Linked DNA regions of Homo sapiens: region 2 is linked to region 1. Evidence: read pairs that join two places in POLR2A ChIA-PET (ENCODE). Cell type or tissue: GM12878. All regions are shown on one strand. Links, peaks and the distances in the headings refer to the core of each region. The heading gives the core; the rest is flanking DNA. Region 1 overlaps TANGO6 (transport and golgi organization 6 homolog). Region 2 overlaps NFAT5 (nuclear factor of activated T cells 5).

The links. Peaks named below come from ENCODE experiments on the same cell type or tissue, not always from the same donor. Only the 100,000 strongest peaks of a DNase experiment are listed, where the experiment ranks them.
Region 2: POLR2A ChIA-PET joins it to region 1 with 9 read pairs; 2 of 35 experiments call an interaction of 5 or more read pairs at or near these places.

Annotation. Positions count from the first base shown.
Region 1 is chr16:69,024,828-69,033,308 of GRCh38, reverse strand. All of the region lies in intron 16 of TANGO6 (transport and golgi organization 6 homolog), which reads right to left. It also overlaps the pseudogene LOC101060098. Among named protein-coding and RNA genes, the nearest start is that of HAS3, 77 kb to the left of the region's middle. In GM12878, for the core only: no CTCF peak of the experiment used is centred there; no DNase peak of the experiment used is centred there.
Region 2 is chr16:69,603,817-69,612,297 of GRCh38, reverse strand. The region is part of intron 2 of NFAT5 (nuclear factor of activated T cells 5); the gene reads right to left. Among named protein-coding and RNA genes, the nearest start is that of NFAT5, 42 kb to the right of the region's middle. In GM12878, for the core only: no CTCF peak of the experiment used is centred there; a DNase peak (open chromatin) is centred at 4,467; H3K27ac peaks cover 515 bases.

The DNA of each region.
Region 1 (8,481 bases), core at 181-8,180:
TTCCTTCTCCACCAGCACACCCTGGAACTAAGCAATTCTGAGACTTCAAGAGCTTTCATGGTACACTGAAAGAACTGTCCTAGAAGAAGCCACAGTAACTTTTTATTTTATTTACTTATTTTTGAGACAGAGTCTCTCTCTGTTGCCCAGGCTGGAGTACAGTGGTGTGATCTCAGCTCACTGCAACCTCCGCCTCCTGGGTTCAAGTGATTCTCCTACCTCAGCCTCCCGAGTAGCTGGGATTACAGGTGCCTGCCACCACACGGGGCTAATTTTTGTATTTTTAGTGGAGATGGGGTTTCACCATGTTGACCAGGCTGGTCTCGAACTCCTGACCTTGGGTGATCTGCCTGCCTTGGCCTTCCAAAGTGGTGAGATTACAGGCATGAGCCACCACGCCTGCCAACAGTAACTTTCTTTTTTTTTTTTTTTTGAGATGGAGTCTTGTTCTGTTGCCCAGGCTGGAGTACAGTGGTGTGATCTTGGCCCACTGCAACCTCAGCCTCCGGGTTCAAGCAGTTCTCTGCCTCAGCCTCCCCAGTAGTGGGGATTACAGGCGCCTGCCACCATGCCCAACTAATTTTTTGTATTTTTAGTAGAGACGGGGTTTCACCATCTTGGCTAGGCTGGTCTTGAACTCCTGACTTCGTGATCCACCCACCTTGGCCTCCCAAAGGGCTGGGATTACAGGTGTGAGCCACCATGCCCGGCCAACAGTAACTTTTTAAAAGAAGTTAGATCGGCTGGACATTGTGGCTCATACCTGTAATCCTAGCACTTTGGGAGGCTGAGGCGGGTGGGTTGCCTGAACTCAGGAGTTTGAGACCAGCCTGAGCAACATGGTGAAATCCTGCCTCTACTAAAAATAGAAAAAAATTAGCTGGGCATGGTGGCACATGCCTGTAGTCCCAGCTACTTGAGAGGCTGAGGCAAGAGAATTGCTTGAACCCAGGAAGCAGAGGTTGCAGTGAGTTGAGATTGTGCCACTGTACTACAGCCTGGGCGACAGCGCGAGGCTCTGTCTCCATAAATGAATGAATGAATAAATGAATGAATGAATGAACGAATGAAGTTAGATCATTTCATTCTTCCGCCCTGGCTTCCCATCTCATTCACAGGGAAAGCCAAAGTCCACACAAGGCTCCACTGGGACTGGCCACTGCCTTTCTGGTGCCAACTCCTGTTCTTCTCTGAAGCCACACTGGCCTTACTGTTCTCCAGCACGTGAAGCCTGCACCTGTCGCAGGGCCTCTGCACTCACATCTCCCTCCACCTGGAATGCTCCCTCCCTAGGTTTCTGGATCAACCCCTTGCTTCCTTATATCTTTGCTCAAAGGTCACTTGTCAGCTGGGCGGAGTGACTCATTCCTGTAATCCCAGCACTTTGGCAGGCTGAGGCGGGCAGGTTGCATGAACTCAGGAGTTTGAGACCAGCCTAGGCAACATGGTGAAACCCCATCTCTACTAAAACAATACAAAAAAAATTAGCTGGGTGTGGTGGCACACACCTGTAGTCCCAGCTACTTGGGAGGCTGAGGCAAGAGAATTGCTTGAACCCGGGAGGTGGAGGTTGCAGTGAGCTGAGATCGCACCACTGCACTCCAGCCTGGGCGACAGAGCAAAACTCTGTATCAAAAAAAAAAAGTCACTAGTCAGGAAAGCTTTTCCCGTCCATCTGAGACAACAGCAAACTCCCTTTGGGCCCCTTATCTTACTAAATTTATCCCGAGTAGCGTGTGCCACCACACCTGGCTAATTTTTGTACTTTTTGGTAGAGATGGGATTTAACCATGTTGCCCAGGCTGGTCTTGAACTCCTTTCCTCAAGTGATCTGTTCACCTCAGCCTCCCAAAGTGTTGAGATTACAGGTCTGAGCCACCGTGCCCAGCCTTGCTATGACTATTATTGAAACACATAGGAACTAGCCTTCCCAACCATCCTTCTCTGCTCTTCATTCAATATTGTATTAATCAGCCAACACCTAGCATCCACTATGTGCCAAGCACTGTGATAGGTATTGGGGGTATGACAAGATGAATCAAGATGGGTTCTGCCCTTGTTGTGCTCACAATTTGCTAATGACCATGAACATTCCTGGGATTGATTCTGTAGAAACAGTCCAGGTCTCTAGAAGTGGGGCAGGATCACTGGACAAGAGGTTTGCCAGGAAGGTGCCCCAAAGCAGCAGCTCCTCATCTCAGTTTTTTTAAAAAAAATTTTTAAATTTTTAAAATTTAATTTAATTTTATTTTTTGAGATCGAGTCTTGCTCTGTTGCCAGGCTGGAGTGTAGTGGTGCGATATTGGTTCACTGCAACCTCCACCTCCGGGGTTCAAGCAATTCTCCTGCCTCAGCTTCCTGAGTAGCTGGGACTACAGGCGTGCACCACCATGCCCAGCTAATTTTTGTATTTTTTTTTTTAGTAGAGACGGGGTTTCACCATGTTGGCCAGGATGGTCTCGATCTCTTGACCTCGTGATCTGCCCACCTCCGCCTCCTAAAGTGCTGGGATTACAGGCGTGAGCCACCGCGCCCGGCCCTCACCTGTTTTAAGGTTGAAACATAAAGGAGGTCCTAGGGTCACAAACGATGCTTTTCTTTGTGTCAGCACCCATGGTAGGCAAACAACCTACTACCTATTTGCACTTCATTTCCAAAGGCTAAATAAGCAATGCTTGATTCTTGCTGTGAGCCAGGAGGCTATAAAGTAACATGGCCTTTCATGATGTGGCCCCTACCTGCACTTTCTTGCCTTAGCTTCTGCCACCACTAACCCCCCACCCCTTTACTCCAGCATTTGGAACCTTCCTAAACATGTCAGGCCATCTCACGCCCTTTGCACAGCTGCTCCCTCTGCTGAAATGCTCACCTCTGCCTTTTTTTACCTGCTTAATTTCTACTTGTTCTCTGGATTCAGTTCCAAGGATTTCTTCCTCCAGGACATCTTTGCCAATACCCGAACTTGACCAAGGGACTCCTCAAAGGTGCTCCCATAGCACCCATCCTAGTGGACTGTAATTGTAATCACTGATGTCTGTGTCCACCAGATTACCCATGCCCAGAAGGCAGGGTGGTATCTGACAGGGTTTTGTATCCTCAGCCCCTAACACGGCAGTTGTTTTGAAAACATATGGCTGGGGACAGCTGAAGGACACTGATCACTCTGTTCTTCTTATTTCCCTTTTTTTTTTTTTTTTTTTTGAGTCAGAGTCTCGCTCTGTCGCCCAGGCTGGGGTGCGGTGGCATGATCTTGGCTCACTGCAACCTCTGCCTGCTAGGTTCATGCAATTCTCCTGCCTCAGCCTCCTGAGCAGCTGGGACTACAGGTGCCTGTTACTACTCTCAGCTAATTTTTATAATTTTAGTAGAGATGGGGTTTAACCATGTTGGCCAGGCTGGTCTCGAACTCCTGACCTTAGGTGATCCACCCACCTTGGCCTCCCAAAGTGCTGGGATTACAGGTGTGAGCCACCACACCCGGCCTGTTCTTCTTATTTCCTTGATGCTCATCCTCATCACTGTCATCATCAGCCCCCTTCAAATGACCAAGATGTTCCTTAAGAAAAATCTTAATATAGAAAAATAAAATGTCTTTACTAGAATGTCACCTCCTCAGTGAGACTCACCTGATACCCTGTTTAGCACTGCAACGGCCCCACCGCCTAAGACTATAATCCTGATCAGTTTCCCTTCCTCTACTTTTTCTTTTTTTCCATAGCACTTATCATTGTCTAATATACTAGATACTTTACTTATTGATTATACATAACATTTATTATCTGTCTACTCTCTCTAGAATGGAATGAAGATTGAAATCACTGTGTATTTTGAAGAGTGATATGTCTTAGGTGTCCGGAATACTGCTTGGCATGTAGTAGGCACTCAATAAAAACTGTTGAATAAATCATTGTATCAAACATATACGTCTTGTAACAATCTTGATTGCAGGTATTTTAATCCCATTTTCTAGATCAAGAAACTGAGCCCAAAGTCATTTGCTCAAGTGAATGCAAGTAAACAGATGGTGTAGCTGGGCTCTCATTCATTCCCATTCCCAAGTGTACCTGGCAGTTTTGTTATCTTTCAACAGGCTGGGTGGGTCTCCTGACAGATGATGCTTCTTGAATGTTACAAAATCTGCTTTAGCTCAATCTTTCTAATCAACCAAAACCAAGAAATTTCTCTTAACACTTTGGATAGTAAATCATATGCTGCTAGCATGCTACAATTTCCTTAGGAGAGAGAAAAAGAACAGTCTAGGGATTCAAAAATAAATACAGTCTCAATGTTTGAGTTCAGAGGTCATGATATTCAGGTATTGTTCAGGTTCATTAGTTTTAGAAAACATATAGATCCCATCAAGTCTCAGCTGGTCCACTTGGAGATCTGGGGAAAATTTTTCTGAAATGCATGGCTATGTAGTTTTTCTTTTTCTTTTTTTTTTTTTTTTTTGTTAAACTGGGCATGGTGGTGTGTGCCTATAGTCCCAGCTACTCAGAAGGCTGAGGCAGGTGGATCACTTCAGCCCAGGAGTTCGAGACCAGCCTGGACAACACAGCAAGACCCCATCTCTAAAAATAAAAAAAAAAAGTGTGTGTGATTGTACCAATAACTCTTTATATACTAAAAACCATTGAGTTGTACACTTTATTTTTTTTTAATTTTTAGTTTTTTTTGAGACAAAGTCTCGCGCTGTCACCCAGACTAGAGTGTAGTGGCGCAGTTTTAGCTCACTGCAAACTCCGCCTCCCGTGTTCAAGCGATTCTCCTGCCACAGCCTCCTAAGTAGCTGGGATTACAGGCATGTGCCACCACGCCTGGCTAATTTATTTTGTATTTTTGGTAGAGAGGGGGTTTCACCATGTTGGCCAGGTTGGTCTTGAACTCCCGACCTCAGGTGATCTGCCTGCCTTGGCCTCCCAAAGTGCTGAGATTATAGGCGTGGGCCTCTGCACCTGGCCTGAATTGTGCACTTTAAATGGGTGAATTGTATAGTGTGTGAAGTGTATCTCAGTAAAGCCATTATTTAAAAATAATAATATTTGGAGGGCCGGGAGCGGTGGCTCACGCCTATAATCCCAGCACTTTGGGAGGCCCGAAGCGGATGGATCACCTGAGGTGAAGAGTTCAAGACCAGCCTAGCCAAGATGGTGAAACCCCATCTCTACTAAAAACACAAAAATTACCCAGGCATGGTGGCAGATGCCTGTAATCCCAGCTACTGGGGAGGCTGAGGCAGGAGAATCACTTGAACCCGGCAGGTGGAGGTTGCAGTGAGCAGAGATCGTGCCACTGCACTCCAGCCTGGGCAACAGTGAGACTCTGTCTCAAAAAACAAAAAAAGAAAAAAAATTACAAATATTAGTCGGGTGTGGTGGCAGGCGCCTGTAATCCCAGCTACCTGGGAGGCTGTAGCAGGAGAATTGCTCGAACCTGGGAGGCGGAGGTTGCAGTGATCCGAGATCACGCCATTGTACTCCAGTCTGGGCGACAGAGCAAGAATTCGTCTCAAAAAAAAAAAAAAAATTGGGTTTGGTTCAGATCATGGACCAGCAACTTGTTTTAGTACACAGTTTACAGTTCAGTTTGGTTTGGGTTATGTGAAGAGACCAAGAAAATAGAGAAAAAAAAATGTGGGAATCATTTCAGTATCTGACCCAGAAAAGTTACACTAGTCTGAAATCTTCAGACAATATAACCAAATAGACCCATAAAAGCCTTCTCTTAAGGTTACAATTTAATAATACTAAAGAACAAGATATTTGCTAAATCCATCTAAAACAGGATGAGATGCCTAACGGTTCACATATATTAGAACACTTGGGTTTTAAGTAGGTACTTAAAGTTATTGTTTCTAAGTTACTAAAAAAAAAAGAAGATACAAAAACTGAGGAACAGGCTGTCCCTGGTGATCCCTCAGAGAACAGTTAAAGGGAAGGAAATAACTGATATATATGTAACTTTCCTGAAAATCCTAGGTTGAAATTTAATGAAAAGAGTAGCCCTTATAACCAAATAAAGCAAAATATATGAAGCTCAAGAATCAGGAAATACCATAAATTCAAGTGTATGCATACATCTGTGAGTGTGCTTCTCTGCTTATTGATATGACACAACTGCCAAACATTGAAAAAAATTCCCTCTCAGGCCCGGGCGCGGTGGCTCATGCCTGTAATCCCAGCACTTCGGGAGGCCGAGGCACGCAGATCACTTGAGGTCAGGAGTTCGAGGCCAGCTGGCCAACATGGCGAAATGCCATCTCTACTAAAAATACAAAAATTAGCTGGGCATGGTGGCTCATACCTGTAATCCCAGCTACTCAGGAGGCTAAGACAGGGGAATCACTTGAACCCAGGAGGTGGAGGTTGCAGTGAGCTGAGATTGCACCACTGCACTACAGCATAGGGAACAAAGCGAGACTCCATCTCAAAAAATAAAAAAAAGAAGGGAAAATTCCCCCTCAGTAGGTCATTCTTCAGATTTGATCCTCTCATCCCTGGAACCTGGGAGGTGGAGGCTGCAGTGAGTCAAGATCACGCCACTGCACTCCAGCCTAGGTGACAGAGCAAGACTCCACCACAAACAAACAAACAAACAAACAGATTTGATCCTCTCCTCTACTCACCTTCTCACTCTGCCATGCCCTGCTTTGATAAGACATCTGCCATTTCCCCCAGCTAGCAGGCCTAGCCTACAGAGGAGGGCATCATGCAGCTCGCTTTGCCTGGCTCTCTGAACATCCCATGGCCTCAACCCAGGGGTCCATGCAGGCTGCGAGCTATGACCTGTACAGTGCCTATGATGACACAATACCACATACAGAGAAAGCTTTTGTGAAAATGGACACTCAGATAGCCCTTCCTTCTGGATGTTATGGAAGAGTGGCTCCATGGTCTGGTTTGGCTGCAAAACACTTTCTAGATGTAGGAACTCGTGTCAGAGAGAAAGATTATAGCGTAAATGTTGATGGTATAATGTTTAATTTTGGCAAAAAAAAAGTTTGAAGTCAGTGGGGCGTGGTGGCTCATGCCTGTAATCCCAGCACTTTGGGAGGCTGAGGTGCGCGGATCACTTGAGGTTAGGAGTTTAGACCAGCCTGGCCAACATGGTGAAACCCTGTCTCTACTAAAAATACAAAAATTAGCTGGGTGTGGTGATGGGCGCCTGTAGTCCCAGCTACTTGGGAGGCTGAGGCAAGAGGATTACTTGAACCCGGGAGGCGGAGGTTGCAGTGAGCTGAGATCGTGCCACTGTACTCCAGCCTGGGCAACAGAGTGAAACTCTGTCTCAAGAAAAAAAAAAAAAAGAAAAAGTTTGAAGTCAAGAAAGGTGATCAAATTGCATAGCTCATTTGTGAACTACATTTTTTTTTAACTAGAAATAGAAGAAGTTTAAGATTTGGATGACACTGAAAGGGGTTCAGGAGGCTTTGGTTCCACTAGAAAGAATTAAAATTTATGCCAAGAATAGAAAATTAGAAATCATACCTTGTCTTAAAAATAAAGAGTTTTTGCTTAAAGTGGAAAAAAAAAAAAAAGGCCAGGTGCAATGGCTGATGCCTATAATCCCAGTGATATCTACAGGAGGCAGCCAAATGCCTACGCAGATAGGGGCAGGTACCCAGTGCAAACTTACCTCCAAGCTGAAGGCAGTTTAAAGCCCGAAAGCTAAGCTACAAGTTAAATTCTCAGACTGGATTGAAAACTTGTCTTCCTGTTTGGCACACTTTCCTCTGATTGGTCCCCACCCTTCACCTATTTTACATATGCCTACCATTTCCTAATTGGTTTTCTATACTGTGGGGCCCGCCTTTGAGTGGTGCCTTGTTTTAACCTTTTTTGCATACTCACAAACCAATCAGCATGCAACTTGTGCCTATGAAGACCCCAGACTCAGTCAGTAGAGGGGGAAATGGGTTGACTTCAGGGAAGAGACAACCTGAGTTTGAGGAAGACACCCTGCCCTTCATGTCCTCTCTCCAGCTCCCTTCTCTGCTGAGAGCCGTTTCATTGCTCAATAAAATTATTCTCTGCCCTCCTCACCCTTCAATGTCCAGTGTATCCTCATTTATCTTGGGTGCGGTATAAGAGCTTGGGAACTGCTGAATGTGGTACAAGCTATAACACAGGTGAGCTGGGGCACGCCAGCATGGCCAAGTGAGGCCAGGGTCGGGCATTCCCAGCCAGAGGTCCCTGGCTTGCAAAGTGACTGAGAAGAAAAATCCAACATCACCAGCACTTTGGGAGGCCGAGGCAGGAGGATCACTTGAGTCTGGGAATTCAAGACCAGCCTGGCCAACATGATGAAACACTGTCTCTACTAAAAATACAAAACTTAACCAGGCGTGGTGGCACACGCCTGTAATCCTAGCTACTCAAGAGGCTAATGCGGGAGAATCGCTTGAACCTGGAAGGTGGAGGTTGCAGTGTGCCGAGACTGCACCACCGCACTCCAGCCTGGGCGACAGAGTTAGAGACTCCA
Region 2 (8,481 bases), core at 418-8,417, 580 kb before region 1:
CTACTTCTCCAAATGGGTTGAAAACCCTTCATGGACCAAAACTATGTCATGTCTTCTCTGACTAAGGTTCGGCAGTACGCTACTTACAAGAGACACTCACTGTTTGTTGATGAGGTTATAAAAATATTAAGGAAAGCTACTGGATAATAATTCTAAGTTGTAAAACAAGCTTCAAGAAAACTTCTAATTTTAATATTATTTCAGAAACACTGCTAATAAATAAGAGGTAATAAATGAATATATCAGTGGTGAAGAAACAACATTGTACCTGCTATAAAATGAACGACAGCTCAGTAAATATTCTCATTCATTTATTCATGTACTCATTCACTCAATAAATATTTATGGACTGCCTGATGTACACCAGGCTGGGGATACATCAACAACAAAACAGACAAAAATATGTCTTTATGGACCTTCCATTCTAATGGGCTTAAATTACAGTGACTGCTTGCTTGTCTGGTGCTATAGTCTGAGTGTTAGTGTCCTGCCAAAATTCATGTTGGAACCTAACATCCAATGTAATAGTGTTAAGAGGTGGGGCCTTTTAGGAAGTAAGTCATGAGGGCTCTGCCCTCCCAAAATGGAATGAGTGCCCTTATAAAAGAGATTGAAGGACACTGCCTTGGCCCTTTCACCACATGGGTACACAATAAGAAAGCATCATCTTCAAAGCAGAGAGCAAACCCTCAGCAGACATATAATCTGTTGGTGCCTTTATCCTGGACTCCCCAGACTCCATACTGCAGACTATCAGCAATACATTTCTATTGTTTATAAATTACCTTGCCTAAGGCATTTTGTTATAGCTGACAAACAGACTAAGACATCTGCTAAAGAGAAAAGGAGACTCCAGTTTCCTCCAATTTTCTACCCTTACTAAACTCACATTTAATTGTTACCAGTAAAATAAGCTCATTTCTGGAATGTAAGCAATGAAAAATGTCAACATACATTCATTTTAAAATTTAGAACACATACTTAAAACAGAATTTTGCTGAGTGCTTATAAAACCAATACTGAATAGAGATCTGTTCCATGGCTATTAACAGCTAACCATATTATATAACCATATATTTAATAATCATTCCTTTCTAAACTAATCATGTCCTTGTAAACATACATAATAATCTATCAATGAAAAGAAACAAGCAGAATTACAATTTATATTATTTTACATATATTATTTTGTTGTTGATCTTGAAAGACAGTCTAATATTAAATTCACAAGATCAACAGCATTTTCAAAAATAAGAAAAAACTAATTTTGTCACCATTTGTTCATTTCGTGTGCATAGGTACACACACAGTAAATCACATGTTCACAGAAACCCGAGTCTGCTCCCAAAAAGCTTTCAGTCCAGTGAGGTTGACTGAAAGCACATAAATAGCCAATCAAAACTGTATCAAGACACCAGAGCTATGAGGGAAAAAAGGTAGTAGGAGAGAAGAAATATATAGAGGGCCATGCAAGAATGGTATGAATGTAATGAATGTAGTTTTAAGGGATTAATCTAATCTAAATTAATCTAAAATTCACATTAAAAGCAAGAATTTTAGAGGTAGAAGTGGTGAAAGTATTTGGTGTAACCCTCAGTTTTTACGGAGAAGAAATTATGTTCCAATTAGGTTACAACTTCCTTTGTAGAGCCAAGACTAGCTAAAGCTGGGTCCCAGGCAGGAGAATAGCTGGCTGAAAGATAAATTCTTTCCCCAGCATTCCTGTCTATGCAATTAGAGTAACACTGAGGTTAGGAATGCCATCTATTTTACTTACTATATTATTATGCCTGGCACATAATGGGCATTTCAATAATGTGCTTAATAAATAAACAAATGAATGAATAAGCAAATCATCTACCTTAAGTGATTCTACCCAAACAATTCTAAAACATAAATTCCTGTTTTTATACCATAATCTTAGAGATGAAAAACAAAAATATTAGACAAACAAAAACCAAAAAAAACCCATCTTGTTTTCCTTTCTGTCATTACCAGAATATCCTACTACCTGAACTAAAAATGTTATCTTTCTATGTTATATTTAATCCAAATACCCTGTCCCCTCACGTCCTATCTTCCAACTTCCACCCCATTATCACCTAAATCACCAATTTTCTGATTAACAAAAATCACTTTTCATATCTCAGGGTCTTCACTTTCAGTTATTTTTAAAGCCTTAAAAAGTTAGTTTTCTTTTTTTCTATTTATACGCACAATTTTTTTCCCTTCTTTGACCCAACACTGAAGAACTCAACAAGACACTCGCTCTATCTGTCTCTCTCTCTCTCTCTCTTCTTGTCTCACTCTGTTGTCCAGATTGGAGTGCGGTGGCACAATCATTGCTCATTGCAGCCTCAACCTCCCAGGCTCAAGTGATCCTCACACTTCAATGTCCCAAGTATGCTGGGCCTACAGGCTCATGCCACCATGTCCAGCTAATATTTTCTTTTTTCTTTTTTTTTTTTTTTTTTTTTTCAGTAGAGACAGGGTCTCACCATGTTGTCCAGGCTGGTCTTGAATTCCTGGGCTCAAGCAATTCTACCACCTTGGCCTCTCGAAGTGCCGGTATTACAGGTGTGAGCTACTGCACCTGGTCCTACTTTGTCTTTTCTATTCTACACAAAGATGATCACCCACAAGCAAGTATTCAGACCTCATACTTTGAGATATAAGCTGATGTTTACAGAGATCAAAAATAAGTGTCTACAATGAGTGGCAATGAACAAATGATCAAATTCATTACTTCTGCCTCTTAATTCAATTTTTTCCATTTTAACTTTGTTTCCCTTACTTTCCGTACAACTGCAGAATGCCTCTAACTTAAGACTGGTTTTCAACAGGGAATACCAGAATTTCATGTAGACATATGTATATTTTTTTTAACCTGAATGAAGATGCCTGGGATTTCATCACAGACCGACTACTGAATAGGGGTTTACAGGGAATAAGATCACAGAATGTATATGTGTATAAAGCTTCACAAGTGATTCTGGCTAACAGCCATTACTCTGAAGCATGAAATGCAGCTGGAATGAAAATGGATTGGCTTGTATTTACTACCTCTTTAAGCATTGCTAGTTAATTCATTTTTTTCTGAAGAGTCTAGGAAAGAACAGCAACCAAAGACCTGAACCACCTTCTTCTGCAGATTACCTAAATACTTTTTTTTTTTTTGAGGCGGAGTCTCACTCTGTTGCCCAGGCTGGAGTGCAGTGGCATGATCTTAGCTCACTGCAAGCTCTGCCTCCTGGGTTCACACTATTCTCCTGCCTCAGCCTCCCGAGTAGCTGCGACTACAGATGCCTGCCACCACGCCTGGCTAATTTTTTGTATTTTTAGTACAGACGGGTTTTCACCGTGTTAGCCAGGATGGTCTCGATCTCCTGACCTCGTGATCCGCCCGCCTTGGCCTCCTAAAGTGCTGGAATTACAGGCGTGAGCCACCACACCTGGCCAGATTACCTAAATTCTTCAACCTAGAGGAAAAAACAATTATATTTACATAACAAAAAATTAGCCGGGCGTGGTGGCAGGCACCTGTAGTCCCAGCTACTTGGGAGGCTGAGGCAGGAGAATGGCGTGAACCCAGGAGGCAGAGCTTGCAGTGAGCAGAAATTGTGCCATTGCACTGTACCACAGCCTGACTAAAATGACAACTACTATTTCACATGGTGGTAGATAATTTTCAATATACTTATTTTTAGTAGAGACAGGATTTCACCGTGTTAGCCAGGATGGACTCGATCTCCTGACCTCGTGATCCGCCCGCCTCGGCCTCCCAAAGTGCTGGGATTACAGGCGTGAGCCACCGCGCCTGGCCACCCAGCAGTCTTCTTAAGCTTCTTAAGTTGAAGTGGTAGAGCTAGGAGTCTGGGGAAGCCCAGATGGCCGGGGTTCTCAATGCAGAGTACTGGAAAGGAGAGACACACTCAGAGAGAACGCTGGAGATCTATAGAGGATCTCCTTAGAGTATCTAGTTGAGTAGTGATCATTGTATGTATGCATGTGGGGAACTACTCAAGGGATTCTCCTGCCTCAGCCTCTCTCGAGGAGTTGAGATTACAGGCACGCCACAACACCCGGCTAATTTTTTATATTTTTGGTAGAGACCGGGGTTTTGCCATCTTGGCCAGCCTGGTCTCGAACTCCTGACCTGAAGTGATCTGCCCACTTTGGCCTCCCAAAGTGCTGGGATTACAGGCGTGAGCCACCGTGACCGGCCAATAAAGTAGTTTTTCTAGTACACTGTTACATGATTATACTACCATAAGCATTTAGTTTTCTAATTTCTTTTTAAGCACCATGGCCCTTTTGAAATTATATCAAATGCAGAAGTACCTTTTCAGAAATCATAGTTAACAGCAGTTTGACTACTACTGGTGTGAGGAAAACAAACACATGAAAGGGAGTAATGAAAAGAGAGAGTGGAAAATAGAAAAAGTATGTCACAGAATCAAGTCAGGAAATTGAAAGTACCTTAGAAAAGAAATTGAGAATCTCTTCCACTGACATGAGAGAAAAAGAAAATAGAAAATGAGAAGACCAAAATAAATTTTTCAGAAGAAGTCACAAGTTGAGAAGCTTTAGTGAGATGGATTCAAATGTGCTCTAGAAGAGAATTCAGTTGTTTCCATTTGCCAGTGGCTATGCTCTAGAAGCAGATGCTTAAGAGGTATGTAAGAAATCCTTCTACACCTATTTATCTTTAAAGGGCCAATTACAAAATATGGAAGAATTAAGGGGTTAAGACTCAGGGGATAAAGGTTCTAGTATTAGAGGTTGTCAATATCATTGTTAAAAGCACATAAATTTTCATTTGGCTTGATCAGAAACTCACAATCATGACTATACGTAACAGATAATTAGGACGCATTTCAAGTATTTATTGTAATCTCTCTTTTTTTGCATTAAGGGGGATAAAGTAAAAAGAAGAAAGTCACAAGATTCCTTGGAAAAGTCTACAACCATTATACAAAGCATCTGATCCTTGTGTCAGTATACCAATATTGTTTATAATAAATAAGAGGTAGGCAGCATGTCATAATGAAAGAACAAAGGTAGTCAGAACTGAGGTTTCATCATAAATGTATCACTTATTTTTTGTGTGACCTTGGACAAGTTACTTATCACAGCAAGCCTTGGCTGTCTCATTTATAATACAGTGGTAATACCTATCTACCTTGTAGAGTTGTAAGCACTAGCAATAATGTGTAGAACACACCTAGAACTATTATTAATATATTAATTGGAGCTACTAACATAAATAAAAACTATAATTTCTGCCCTCAAAAGGGTTAGCAATGAGGAGGTGTTACTGAGATATTCCACGGACATTATTTCTTTTATTCCAAAGGCAATCTGATGAATACCTCATGCCCATTTCAAGGTGACTCTGATTTCACTTCACAATACACAGCTTTCCTTTTGTTGTTGTTGTTGTTCTGAGACAGTCTCCCTCTATCACCCAAGCTGGAGTGCAATGGCGCCATCTCAGCTCACTGCAACCTCTGCCTCCCCAGTTCAAGCAATTCTCATGCCTCAGCCTCCTGAGTAACTGGAATTACAGGCGTACCACCACGCCCAGCTAATTTTGTGTATTTTTAGTGGAGATGACGTTTCATTATGTTGGCCAGGCTGGTTTTGAACTCCTAGCATCAGGCGACCCACCTGCCTCGGCCTCCCAAAGTGCTGGGATTACACCCGTGAGCCACCATACCCAGCCACAGTTTTCCTTTCTACAGGTCTTGTACTTCCTATAGTAAGTACTTGGACTGCAGAAGTGTTCTGTTTCGCCTGCACAGTTTAAAAAAACATTTAAAATTAATTGCCAACATTTAAAAATCAGATTTTACATAAAAATCTCAGACCTTTGGCTTCTCTTGAATCACAGGATCCAGCAATACTAAATCCACAAGGAAAACTGGAGCTGCCTCCTTTAGTGTACTCTCAAGTTACCTAAAGTACCGTTCAGCCAATTTCTTTAATTGATATTATGCTGTCTGTGCCCTATAGGCACTTGAGTTCTTCAGTCTCTACACTAGGGTTTGCAAGATATGGAAGGGGAAGATGGGAGGATGGAAAATGAGTCTTTCCTGAAGAAACCTTGCAAGAGGTTAAAGACGAGAACAGTGAGTGGTCCCAACTTTCTTGATCATATAGCCCTTTCCAGAGGCAAATTTAATGAGAAAGAACTGCCTACAATAGCCAAGGGCTGGTAAGTACCTATCTTCCAGAGGGTAAAAGGATACAGTACCAAAACATTCCTATTAAAAGAAAAAAGGGGGCCGGGCGCGGTGGCTCATGCCTGTAATCCCAGCACTTTGGGAGGCCGAGGCGGGTGGATCATGAGGTCAGGAGATCGAGACCATCCTGGCTAACAAGGTGAAACCCCGTCTCTACTAAAAATACAAAAAATTAGCCAGGTGCAGTGGCGGGCGCCTGTAGTCCCAGCTACTTGGGAGGCTGAGGCAGGAGAATGGCGTGAACCCGGGAAGCGGAGCTTGCAGTGAGCCGAGATTGCGCCACTGCAGTCCGCAGTCCTGCCTGGGCGACAGAACGAGACTCCGTCTCAAAAAAAAAAAAGAAAAAAGGGAACAGACTTTCACAGAACTTAAAAGACTCTTAAAGAGTTTAGTCTATTTCTTTACAGAAATAAAAACTAGGGCACAGAAACTGAGGATTTCTCCAAAATCAGATAGTTGATAGCAAAATCAGAATTAGAAAGAAGTTTCTCAAAAACCAAAAGTTCAATTTAACAAACATTTGCCCAGCGCCAAGCCATGCTCCCTGTAAGATGCTATGATACAAATGTATACAGTAGTACTCTTTACTGTATACTACTTTTCTATTTTCTTTTTGAGACACTGTCGCTCTGTTGCCCTGGCTAGGGTGCAGTGGTACAATCTTGGCTCACTGCAACCTCCGCCTCCTGGGTTCAAGCGATTCTCCTACCTCAGCCTCCCAAGTAGCTAGAATTACAGGCGCCCACCACCATGCCTGGCTAATTTTTGTATTTTTAGTAGAGATGGGGTTTCACCATGTTGGCCAGGCAGATCTCGAACTCCTGAACTCAAGTGATCCACCTGCCTTGGCCTCCCAAAGTGCTGGGATTACAGGCGTGAGCCACCACACCCGGCCTCCACTTTCTTTTTTAATTAATATTTTTATAGAATTTTTAAACATCCAATAAAGGCCATTTTCCTTTAAAAAAGAAAACTTCTTATACTTAAAAGAATTAAAAATTGGTAGTCAAACAAATACATGTACACATATGCTATTATAGGATGTGAACAGCAACACTATTCACAATGGCCAGAAGGTGGAAATAACCTGAATGTCCATCAGTGGATGAATAGGTAACACAAATTGTGGTATCCATAGAATGGAACAGTATTCCCCCACAAGAATAAATGAAGTACATGCTACAAGGTGGATAAACCTCAAAAATATTATACTGAGGGAAAGAAGCCAAACATAAGAGGTCACATGTAAATCCAGAATAGGCAAATCCATAGCAATAGAACACAGATTGGTGGATGCCATAAGTTGGGCTCATGGCGGGCAGGGGAGATTGAAGATGGACACAGGATTTTCCTTCTGGGAATGATAAAAATGGCTTTGAACCAGACAGATAGATAGAGGTAGTGGTTGCACAACAGGGTTTTCTTTAAAATGATTGATTTATTGTGCAGTTCACCGCAATAAAAAATTTTTAAAAAAGAACTCCTACTCATGGACACAAAGAGAGGAACAGACACTGGGGCCTACTTGGAGGTCAAGGGTAGGAGGGAGAGGGTCAGGAAAAAATAACTATTGAATACTAGGTCTAGTACCTTGGTGATGAAATAATCTATCTGTACAACAAACCTCAAATCCGAGTTTACCTATATAAAAATTCCTTATTTGACTACCAGGTGGAATATGCCACCTAATTCAATGAGATCACTCTGCCCATTATAAAAGAAAATTCAATTGAGCACCTACAAGGTACCAAGAGCAGTGCTAGATCCTTTAAATATACATTATTTCAGCAAATCTCACCCAACCAAGAGAGAAATTTATCACAGTAGGAAGTACGGAGTGTGTGTGTGCACGTTGTCCTGGTACCAAATTGCCTCCATTTAAATCCCAGCTCTGCTGCTTGCTTCTATGTGCCCCTGGACAAGTTACTTTTAGTCTGTTTTCCTCTCTGTAAAATAGGAGTAATGATACTATCTAGACTTTATATGGTTGTTCTGAGGATTAAATGCAATAATCCAAGAATCCACTGACCTAGGCTATTAGAAAGAATTAAAACAAATATTAGCTACTAAAATTAATTATATAATTAAGTATAATATAGCTAAAAATTAATGTTGTTGGAAATTTTTAACTGTTAAGTCTCTCCACCATCAAAAGCTGCTGCATGTGATAATACTGGCAAGGAAATTGTTCAAATCTCAAGTTTTTCTATTTAGTATATCTACAAAGGAAATGATA